2 separate regions of the Homo sapiens genome follow, and region 1 is linked to region 2. The links are chromatin contacts, found by Hi-C or POLR2A ChIA-PET in ENCODE. All regions are on one chromosome and are shown on one strand. The core of a region is the stretch at or near the end of the contact, and the rest is flanking DNA. Distances in the headings are between cores, read along the strand shown.

The links. A loop is a pair of places that touch in the nucleus more often than their neighbours do. ChIA-PET counts read pairs that join two places held with the same protein, here RNA polymerase II (POLR2A). Pooled maps may share reads with other maps.
Region 1: a map of B cell shows a loop between it and region 2 (6-fold over the local background). The contact joins the promoter of SSU72-AS1 here to the enhancer-like site in region 2. A Hi-C loop is called at or near these places in 3 of 168 maps with a recorded cell type or tissue (B cell, CD14-positive monocyte and natural killer cell), 7 of 37 single-sample maps with no recorded cell type and 8 of 50 pooled maps. POLR2A ChIA-PET finds 5 or more read pairs at or near these places in 3 of 52 experiments (H1, activated B cell and activated CD4-positive, alpha-beta memory T cell).

The regions. Positions count from the first base shown.
Region 1 is chr1:1,572,644-1,577,124 of GRCh38, reverse strand. It overlaps SSU72-AS1 (SSU72 antisense RNA 1), which reads right to left and starts at 2,178. Exons shown (of 1, transcript NR_197593.1): 1 at 54-2,178. It overlaps SSU72 (SSU72 homolog, RNA polymerase II CTD phosphatase), which reads left to right and starts at 2,262. Exons shown (of 5, transcript NM_014188.3): 1 at 2,262-2,647. The coding sequence starts at 2,568. RefSeq lists enhancers at 1-71, 1,989-2,058, 2,069-2,178 and silencers at 470-639, 2,299-2,458, 2,699-2,778.
Region 2 is chr1:1,675,559-1,680,152 of GRCh38, reverse strand. SLC35E2B (solute carrier family 35 member E2B) reads left to right here. Exons shown (of 10, transcript NM_001290264.2): 3 at 3,307-3,775; 4 at 3,954-4,089; 5 at 4,563-4,594. The coding sequence starts at 3,454. Among named protein-coding and RNA genes, the nearest start is that of SLC35E2B, 15 kb to the left of the region's middle. RefSeq lists an enhancer at 2,099-2,148. Within about 2 kb of position 1,257, at least 15 of the 41 ENCODE cell types and tissues checked have a DNase peak (open chromatin) inside an H3K27ac peak, as active enhancers do; they include B cell and natural killer cell, where a contact is called at or near this core.

The sequences.
Region 1 (4,481 bases), core at 929-3,428, 100 kb after region 2:
TGAGATCCATTTACACACAGAAAGAAAACAGGCACATGGTTACAAGTCTCGTGTAATTTCTATGGCCATTTTATTTATTCAATTGGCTTCCTTTAATCTCTATTTTTCTATTTTTGTTTTCTAATTTTTTTCTTTTTAATTGCTTTCCTTTAAGCCTAGGTTCATGGGTCAAAACCAATATGCAAACTGGGATAGTCATATTATTATTGATTTTACCTTGTATTTTCCCCTTTTAAACTTATTCATTGCCATATTTTGCAAAAGGACAATTTCTTTTTTTTTATTTTTTTGAGATGGAATCTCACTCTGTTGCCAGGGTGAACTGCATAGGCACAATCTCAGCTCATAGCAACCTCCGCCTCCTGGGTTTAGGTGATTCTCCTGCCTCAGCCTCCTGAGTAGCTGGGACTACAAGTGCGCACCACTACATCCGGCTAACTTTTGTATTTGTAGTGGAGACAGGGTTTCACCATGTCGGCCAGGATGGTCTCGATCTCTTGACCTCGTGTTCCACCCGCCTCGGCCTCCCAAAGTGCTGGGATTACGGACGTGAGCCACCGCGCCCGGCTACAAGTACAATTTCTAACAGAATAATGCTGACACAGCACTTTGAGATGATAGAAAGACTACAGAAGTGACAAAAGTTGAAGTTAATAATGGACTCCAGGTTAGACTTAGCCTGAGAGCCACACCCTTCAAACCTCCTTTGATGCTCAAATATGGTAAAAAAGGGTTTTGACAATGACTCCCAGCAGCCACTCTCTCCAGTGTGGGACCAGACCAGCTATCTGGGACAAGTTCATCCCAGCACGGGGACTATCAAAACCTAATTACAGGATGACTCATTAGTGATGCATTTGGAGAAAGATCTCAATCAAAAGGGGAAAATACCCAAGTTGTCAAATAAAAGTGGACTCACTTATGTTTAAAAAATACCTTGACAAAGACAGCTGGGAAAGGCCATGGAGAATTCTCATGAATCAATAATAAGAAAAACTATCACAAGATTCTGCAAAAACCACAACCTTGCACTAAGGCAATCTTACACAAAAAATACTTCAGCAAGGACAGCTGCCCAGCAACTGCCTGTCCAACCCTGGAACGGGAGTACACTTGTTTTTTTTTTTTTTTAGACGGAGTCTGGCTCTGTCGCCCAGGCTGGAGGGCAGTGGCGCGATCTCGGCTCACTACAAGCTCCGCCTCCCGGGTTCACGCCATTCTCCTGCCTCAGCCTCCCGAGTAGCTGGGACTACAGGCGCCCGCCACCACGCCCGGCTAATTTTTTGTATTTTTAGTAGAGACGGGGTTTCACCGGGTTAGGCAGGACGGTCTGGATCTCCCGACCTCGTGATCCGCCCGCCTCGGCCTCCCAAAGTGCTGGGATTACAGGCGTGAGCCACCGCGCCCGGCCGGGAGTACACTTGTTACTGTTCTTTGTAGCCAAGGTTAATTATTTCCAAACCATTATCTTCCTCTTCATTTTTTCTTTAAAAACCATTACTTTCCTGAATGCGCAAATCGTTTACTATGGCACGCATATTCGCCAACGCCCTATTCCCAAATAAATATCATTTTCAGTTAGCCTGTTATTAGGTTGACAATCATTATCACTCCCTCTCCCGTCCGTGGCGCTCCCACGGCAAAACATCAGCCCACTGTCCACCGCGAGGCTGCATCCAGGCAGACAGGCATAGCTGGGGAATGACACACTCGCGTTGACTGGATTTACTGTAACTGGACCCAAATCTCAGACCAGCCGGCGGCCTCTCCAAGGAAGCCCGAGGCGAGGAAGATCCTAGTCGACGTGCACTCCCAACCAGGTCTGTCACAGGTCGGCCCTCGCATTTAAACGTTAAATGTTGAAGGGCTTTCATAAAAGAGCGATGTGCTCCTGCTTGTATGAGCCGGGGCCGGAGGCCGGTAACAGCGGCACGGGACGGGAGCGAGCCTCAGAATGCGGGAATGTCTGTGGGCCTCCGGGACAGTGGAGGGAGCGGGTCTAGTGAAGCGCGACGACTCTGGGGTGGCAGAAGTGAGGACTATGGGCCCCACGGGGACCGAGGGAACGCACAAAATCGTCCCAAGAGACGAAACGCCGGGCCGCGGAAGGGCCCTCAATGCTATCTCCGGCAAGCGCGGCGTTTCGCATCGCTCCCAAAGGCGGCGGCGACACCTTATGACGTCCTGTTGTTCCGCACGTCGTCGCGTCACACTAGGCGCCGGCGCGGGGTGCTGATGTCAGGACGCCGCCGCTTGGCGCCGTGACGCTCAGCCGGGCCTTGTGGAGTGCGGGTCTCTGCTGCGGACGCCGGGGGCCGGCGCGGCGTTGGCCGCCCCCGGCCTCGCCGAGTGCAGCGCGCCCGAAGGCCAGTGCCTGCGCTCCGTCCGCGGCCCGGCGCCCAGGGTGGGCGGGGAGGCCGCCGCGCAGTCGCCGCACGCTACACCGCCGGCGCCGTCGTTTCGCGTCGCCCGCTTCCGGCCACCGCGGCCGCCATTTTGTTCGCGCGGAAGCGCCGCGGTAGGGTGGGAACCCAAGCGGGAGAGCCGCGGGATTTGCGGCCGCCGCCATGCCGTCGTCCCCGCTGCGGGTGGCGGTGGTGTGCTCGAGCAACCAGAACCGGAGCATGGAGGCGCACAACATCCTCAGGTAGTTGGGCTCCACCCTGTCCCCGCGCGCTCTGCTCCGGCGACCGGCCCTCCCTCCTCCCCGGTTCCCCCTGGCCCGCGCCAGGACCCCTGAGAGGAAGCCGGGCCGGGCCGCGCTCGTGGGTCGGCTGGTTGGGATGGCAGCTGGACGGCAGCGCGCGTAGTCCACACGCGGGTGGGCATCACAGGGAAGGCAGGTTCCGGGACGAGGCGCCCGCTGTCCGGTGGTCCTTCGAGCTCTCCGAGGCCGGGCCCGGGGGGCGAGGGTAGCGTCCGCGGCGAGGGGCTGCGCGGCGGCGGCCGATCATGGTATTTCGTGTGCGTCGTTGGCCACCTTCCCTGGAAACGGCGCGCAACACAATCACGGCATACCACGATGTTGTAAATAACAAAGCGGTCTCTTTTTTTAATGCCATGGATTTGTGTGTTTGCTACTTCTTCTTCTTTTTTTTTTTTTGCGAAAGATCCTCTCTTCCTCCCTGGAACGCCTCCAACCGGTAGTTTCTGGAATACAACGTGGACTTGGTTTGGCTCTGCTAGTTTATATTCCCTGCTAACTGGCCGCCTGTGACTCTTGCGTAGCGTATGTCTAATGAAAGTTTATTCCTGCTTGATAACAAGTTTTTTGTTCAGTCACATAGCAAACTGAGAAACTGACCACTTGACTTACAGTTAAAATTTGGTATGTGTCAACTTTGATAGTAAGAAAGTTGAAATGGCTTTTTTACCTCCAAAGTTACCTACGTGAACTTTAAATGAAAACAGTGTTTCGCTTCTCTTCTCGCAGTCCAGCTATAACTTTCCTGAGCAACTTGGGAAAATTAACAGTCCCCCTTTTTTTTCCGTTTTTAACAGTGTCACGTGGGCCAGGCACGGTGGCTCACGCGTGTAGTCCCCGCACTTTGGGAGGCCGACGCACGCGGATCACCTGAAGTCAGGAGTTGGAGACCAAAAAACACCCCCCAAAAATCAGTGTCAAGTGTTCATGATCTGCTGATTCTTTCTCTTTATTCTTTTCTTTCTTTTTTTTTTTTTTTTTTTTTTTTTTTGAGACAGAGTCTTGCTCTGTCGCCCAAACTGGAGTGCAGTAGCGCGATCTCGGCTCACTGCAACTTGTGCCTCCCGAGATCGAGCTATTCTCCTGCCTCAGCCTCCCGAGTAGCTGGGACTACAGGCACCGGCCACCAGGCACGGCTAATTTTTTTTTTTTTTTGTATTTTTAGTAGAGACGGAGTTTCATCATCTTAGCCAGGATGGTCTTGATCTTATGACCTCGTGATCTGCCCGCTCGGCCTCCCAAAGTGCTGGGATTACAGGCGTGAGCCACTGCGCCCGGCTTTTTTTGTATTTTTAGTAGAGACGGAGCTTCACCATGCTGGCCAGGCTAATCTCAAACTCCTGACCTCAGGTGATCTGCCCGCCTCGGCCTCCCAAAGTGCTGGGATTACAGGCGTCAGCCACCGCATCCGGCCAAAGGTTGTTTTTAAAACTAGAAATGTGCTAGAATTACATTGTGCTGGATCTTCATTTATAAACTGCAGTTACCTGTAAAAATTTGATACATTTAAGCAAAACAATGCAAGGCTCACCCCCCCCCCCCCAAGACAAAATTATTGTTAATTGGAATAACAAATGGGCTGGAGACCTTCTGGTTCTGCTGGTTCTCCTTGGTGATCCTTTGTTCAAGATTTTCTGCTGTACCTGCATAACAAAGATGGAGTAGGCCGGGCGCAGTGGCTCACACCTGTAATCCTAGCACCTTGGGAGGCCGAGATGGGCGGATCACAAAGTCAGGAGATTGAGACTATCCTGGCTAACACGATGAAACCCCGTCT
Region 2 (4,594 bases), core at 8-2,507:
CATTAAAAAAAAATTTTTTTTTTTTGAGACGGAGTTTCACTCTTGTTGCCCAGGCTGGAGTACAACGGTGTGATCTCGGCTCACCGCAACCTCCGCCTCCCGGGTTCAAGCGATTCTCCTGCCTCAGCCTCCTGAGTAGCTGGGATTACAGGCATCCACTACGCCCGGCTAATTTTGTATTTTTAGTAGAGACGGGGTTTCTCCACGTTGGTCAGGCTGGTCTTGAACTCCTGACCTCATGATCCACCCTCCTCGGCCTCCCAAAGTGCTGGGATTACAGGTGTGAGCCATCGCGCCCAGCATTTTTTTTTTTTTTTTTTTTGACGGGAGTCTCGCTCTGTTGCTCAGGCTGGGGTGCAATGGCGCGATCTCAGCTCACTGCAAGCTCTGCCTTCCAGGTTCAAGTGATTCTCCTGCCTCAGCCTCCCGAGTAGCTGGGATTACAGGTGCCAGCCACCACACCCGGCTGATTTTTTTTTTGTACTTTTAGTAGAGACGGGGTTTTGCTGTGTTTGCCAGGCTGGTCATGAACTCCTGAGCTCAGGTGATCCGCCCACCTTGGCCTCCCAAAGTGCTGGGATTCCAGGTGTGAGCCACGGCGCCTGGCCCAGAACCTTAAGTTCTTGATGTACAGAGAACGGCAGCGTCAGTGAAGTGTGATTTCTGTTTTTTTGTTTCCACTAATTGTGAGCAAACATTAGGGTGGGGACTGGGCTGCTTGTGTGGGTCCCACAGGCTTCTTGGAGCACAGTGTCAGCAGAGAAGGGGAATGGGGGTCCTCATTGCGGGGAGCAGTTTTGCCTGGGATGCTGTGAGTTTCTCAGAGGGAAGCTAAGTGGACAGACTGTTCTGGCAAGAGGGAGATGCTTGCCTTTTGAATTCCAGGTTTGCCTCGACGTCAGGTGGGACGTGACTGGCGTCGTCTGCACACGCCCGAGCCCACGTGCTGTTCCTTGCTCCTGGAGGGGTTTCTTGAGCGTGGCCTCCTTGCCATGTAAATGAATTTGGTTTTAGAAACTCGCTGGTGGTGGCAGAGCCTGTGTAGCGGGTGCTGTGACAGCGTCCCCAGCCAGGGGGCAGCCTTCGAGGTGGGAGGGAGAGGTCAAGGGCCGTGAGGCCTAGTGAGGTGGGGAGTGAGATCCACGCCTGCCATGAGCTCCACCCCTGCCTTGCGGAGCCCTGTCGCGAGTGCTCTGTCCTTTTGCTCTGCCGCACCCTTTGTTGTTGGATTTTCACCTCAGGAAAGCCAGGTAGCTGCTCCACCCCCAGCCAGGGCCCATCAGTCCGGGAAACTGGCACAAAGTCTCCTAGCTCCCTGGCTCAGGGCCCAGCCAGTCCTAGCTCCAGGGAGGCTGCAGCCCATGGAGGTTTAGCTCCCAGCTTGTTGTCACCCCAGGCTAAGCAGTGGGACTGTGCTGCTGAACAGGAAGAAGGGAATGGTGTCTTTGTGGAGATCTGGCACTGTCAGTGGCCCGAGGAGTGGATGAGTCCTTTGTTATTCCGAGGCTGTGGGAACTGGTGGAGGGGTCGGCCTTCTCCTCACTGAGGCCTGGGGTGCCCTTGGAGGCAGCTGTCCTGGTGCACCGAGGGGTCAGGGCACACATGGGTGGCCTGGGAGCGTCTGGGTGGCACTGAGCTGGCGGTGTGATGGGCAGACGGGGAGACCTGGGTGCACAGACACACACAGCAGGGGGAGGGGAGGAGAGAGAGGAAGGCTGCAGAGGCCCTGGCATTGCCGCCACTGGGGAGAGGGCAGAAGCGCCTGTTCCCGGGTATGGGGAGGCCAAGTTTCAGGCACCTCTGAGCACTGCTGGGCAGGTGAGCTGGGGGAGAGGCCGGCCTGAGCACCCAGGCGAGGTCTTCATGGGGGAGGGGGTGGCGTGCGTCCCTCAGTGTGAACACAGAATATTTATGTATACATATGGCACGCACGCAAGTGCATAAACATAAACACAGAAGGAGGTCACGAATGAGGTGGGAACCCCAGTTTCCCGGGGGAGAAGTGAGACGAGGAGGGGTACTGGGTCGGGCAGCACGGCCGGCACCACACGCTCCCAGAGCGCCTTGGTGAGACAGGATGGGCGCCCCTTCAGATGCACAGCCTCCCCCGAAGCAGGAAGAGAAACCCAGGTGTGAGAAACAGGAAATCGGGCTGCCTGAGCGCTGGGATTGAGACCTGGGGGAGGTGGGGTCTCGGTGCTGCGGAGTCACAGTGGCGTCTGTGCAAAGCCCCAGCTGGGGGGATGATTCCCACTGGACCTCAGGAGGAAACGGCTGTTCTGACCTTCCTGGAGCTCGTGGGAAGGGAGGGGGTGTCTCGCCCCGAAGCCACAGTCGCCTGAGCGTGAAGCGGGTGTAAGTGTGGTTTTATACCACGGAGTCTGTCTAGAAAGTAGCATGGAACTTTAGGAGGCCGAGGTGGGCGGTTCACGAGGTCAGGAGATCGAGACCATCCTGGCTAACACGGTGAAAACCCGTCTCTACTAAAAAAAAAAAAATTACAAAAAATTAGCCGGACGTGGTGGCGGACGCCTGTCGTCCCAGCTACTCGGGAGCCTGAGGCAGGAGAATGGCGAGAACCCGGGAGGCGGAGCTTGCAGTGAGCCCAGATCACGCCTCTGCACTTCAGCCTGGGCGACAGAGCAATACTCCGTCTCAAAAAAAAAAAAAAAAAGGAAAAAGAAAGTAGCATGGAATTAGTCCTGGGCACCCGACAGCGGCAGCCACAAAGCCCATCGAGAAGGTGCAGCTGCCAGGCAGGGCGTGAAGGACCCACAGCCCCAGGTCTGCCAGGACGACAGTCAAGTGTGCCAGGAGACCGTCTCTCAAGAGCAAGGATCCGCCAACACGCGCAGAGAAAAACGGGATTCAATTGCTAAAAATCTTTGGACAGTGAACGATTGCATTTTCTTTTTTTCTTTTCTTGAGACAGAGTCTCACTCTGTCACTGAGGCTGGAGTGCAGTGGTATCATGTCGGCTCACTGCAACCTCCGTCTCCTGGGTTCAAGCAATTCTTCTGCCTCAGCCTCCCGAGTAGCTGGGATTACAGGCGCCGGCCACCATGCCCTGCTAGTTTTTATATTTTTAGTAGAGACGGGGTTTCGTCATGTTGGCCAGGGTGGTCTCGAACTCCTGACCTAAGGTGATCCACCTGCCTCGGCCTCCCAAAGTGCTGGGATTACAGGTGTGAGCCACCGTGCCCGGCCCAATTGCATTTTCAAAGTGATTTTAAATTGGTGGTTGAAACCTTTGAGGACATTAAATGTTCAAAACGGGTGATGTGTTTCCTTTTCTTAATATTTTAGCGTCTGCTTCTGCGCTTTGCCTGGGAGAGGCCCTGGTGGCCTCGTTCCTGGCGCCCGGAGTCCCTGCTGCGGCCCCACCCCCGGGCGGTCACGGTGACCCATGCTGCCCAGCCTGGAGGTAAAATCGTTCGTGGCTGTGGCTTCAGCATGTCGTCCTCGGTGAAAACCCCAGCACTGGAAGAGCTGGTTCCTGGCTCCGAAGAGAAGCCGAAAGGCAGGTCGCCTCTCAGCTGGGGCTCTCTGTTTGGTCACCGAAGTGAGAAGATTGTTTTTGCCAAGAGCGACGGCGGCACAGATGAGAACGTACTGACCGTCACCATCACGGAGACCACGGTCATCGAGTCAGACTTGGGTGTGTGGAGCTCGCGGGCGCTGCTCTACCTCACGCTGTGGTTCTTCTTCAGCTTCTGCACGCTCTTCCTCAACAAGTACATCCTGTCCCTGCTGGGAGGCGAGCCCAGCATGCTAGGTAGGCGGCGGCTCGGGCAGGGTGGAAGCCGGCCACCTGCCACCCCACAGGGAGCAGCCAGCAACCACCCGGGAGGGCCGGGGGAGCCCAGGTCAGGATGGGAGGCCGGGGGTGGAGCCCACTGCAGGCATGGGAGGGGTGATTCTCCCTCTTGTCTTCGGCCCCCTCCCTCCCGCAGGTGCGGTGCAGATGCTGTCCACCACGGTTATCGGGTGTGTGAAAACCCTCGTTCCTTGCTGTTTGTATCAGCACAAGGCCCGGCTTTCCTACCCACCCAACTTCCTTATGACGATGCTGTTTGTGGGTCTGATGAGGTAAAGAATCTCCTGGTTTTGGTTGAGTGTCTCTTTTTCTTTAAATGTAAAGTCCCTCTCGTTACTAGAGCGGGGACTCTGCTGGCTGGTGAGTTTTCAGTGCAGACTTTATAAAAGCACCAGGGCTGTCCAGATTTCAGGACACCAAATGAATGTGGCTTCGTGGCTCTCACTGCCACGTGTGTTCAGTCAGCTTCTTTCCGGGCTGGTGGTCTCAGGACAGGGTGCCTCCTTGTCTCTGGGACGTTTTCAAGGGGTGGCAGAAGTCACTTCCCATTGGACGCAGTGCCGTTTCCTGGGGGCTCGACCTAAAGCGTCACAGAAGCGGGTCCAGGCACCATGTTGGTGATGAGGAGGTGGGCGGAGAGGGGCCGACGTGCCAACCGAGCGAGCGAGCCCCTTGGAGAGCCTGCCCGGTGGGTGCAGGCAGACAGACTCGTTCTAAGGTGATGGTGCTTTTGGCTCATTTTTAGGTTTGCAACTGTGGTTTTGGGTTTGGTCAGCC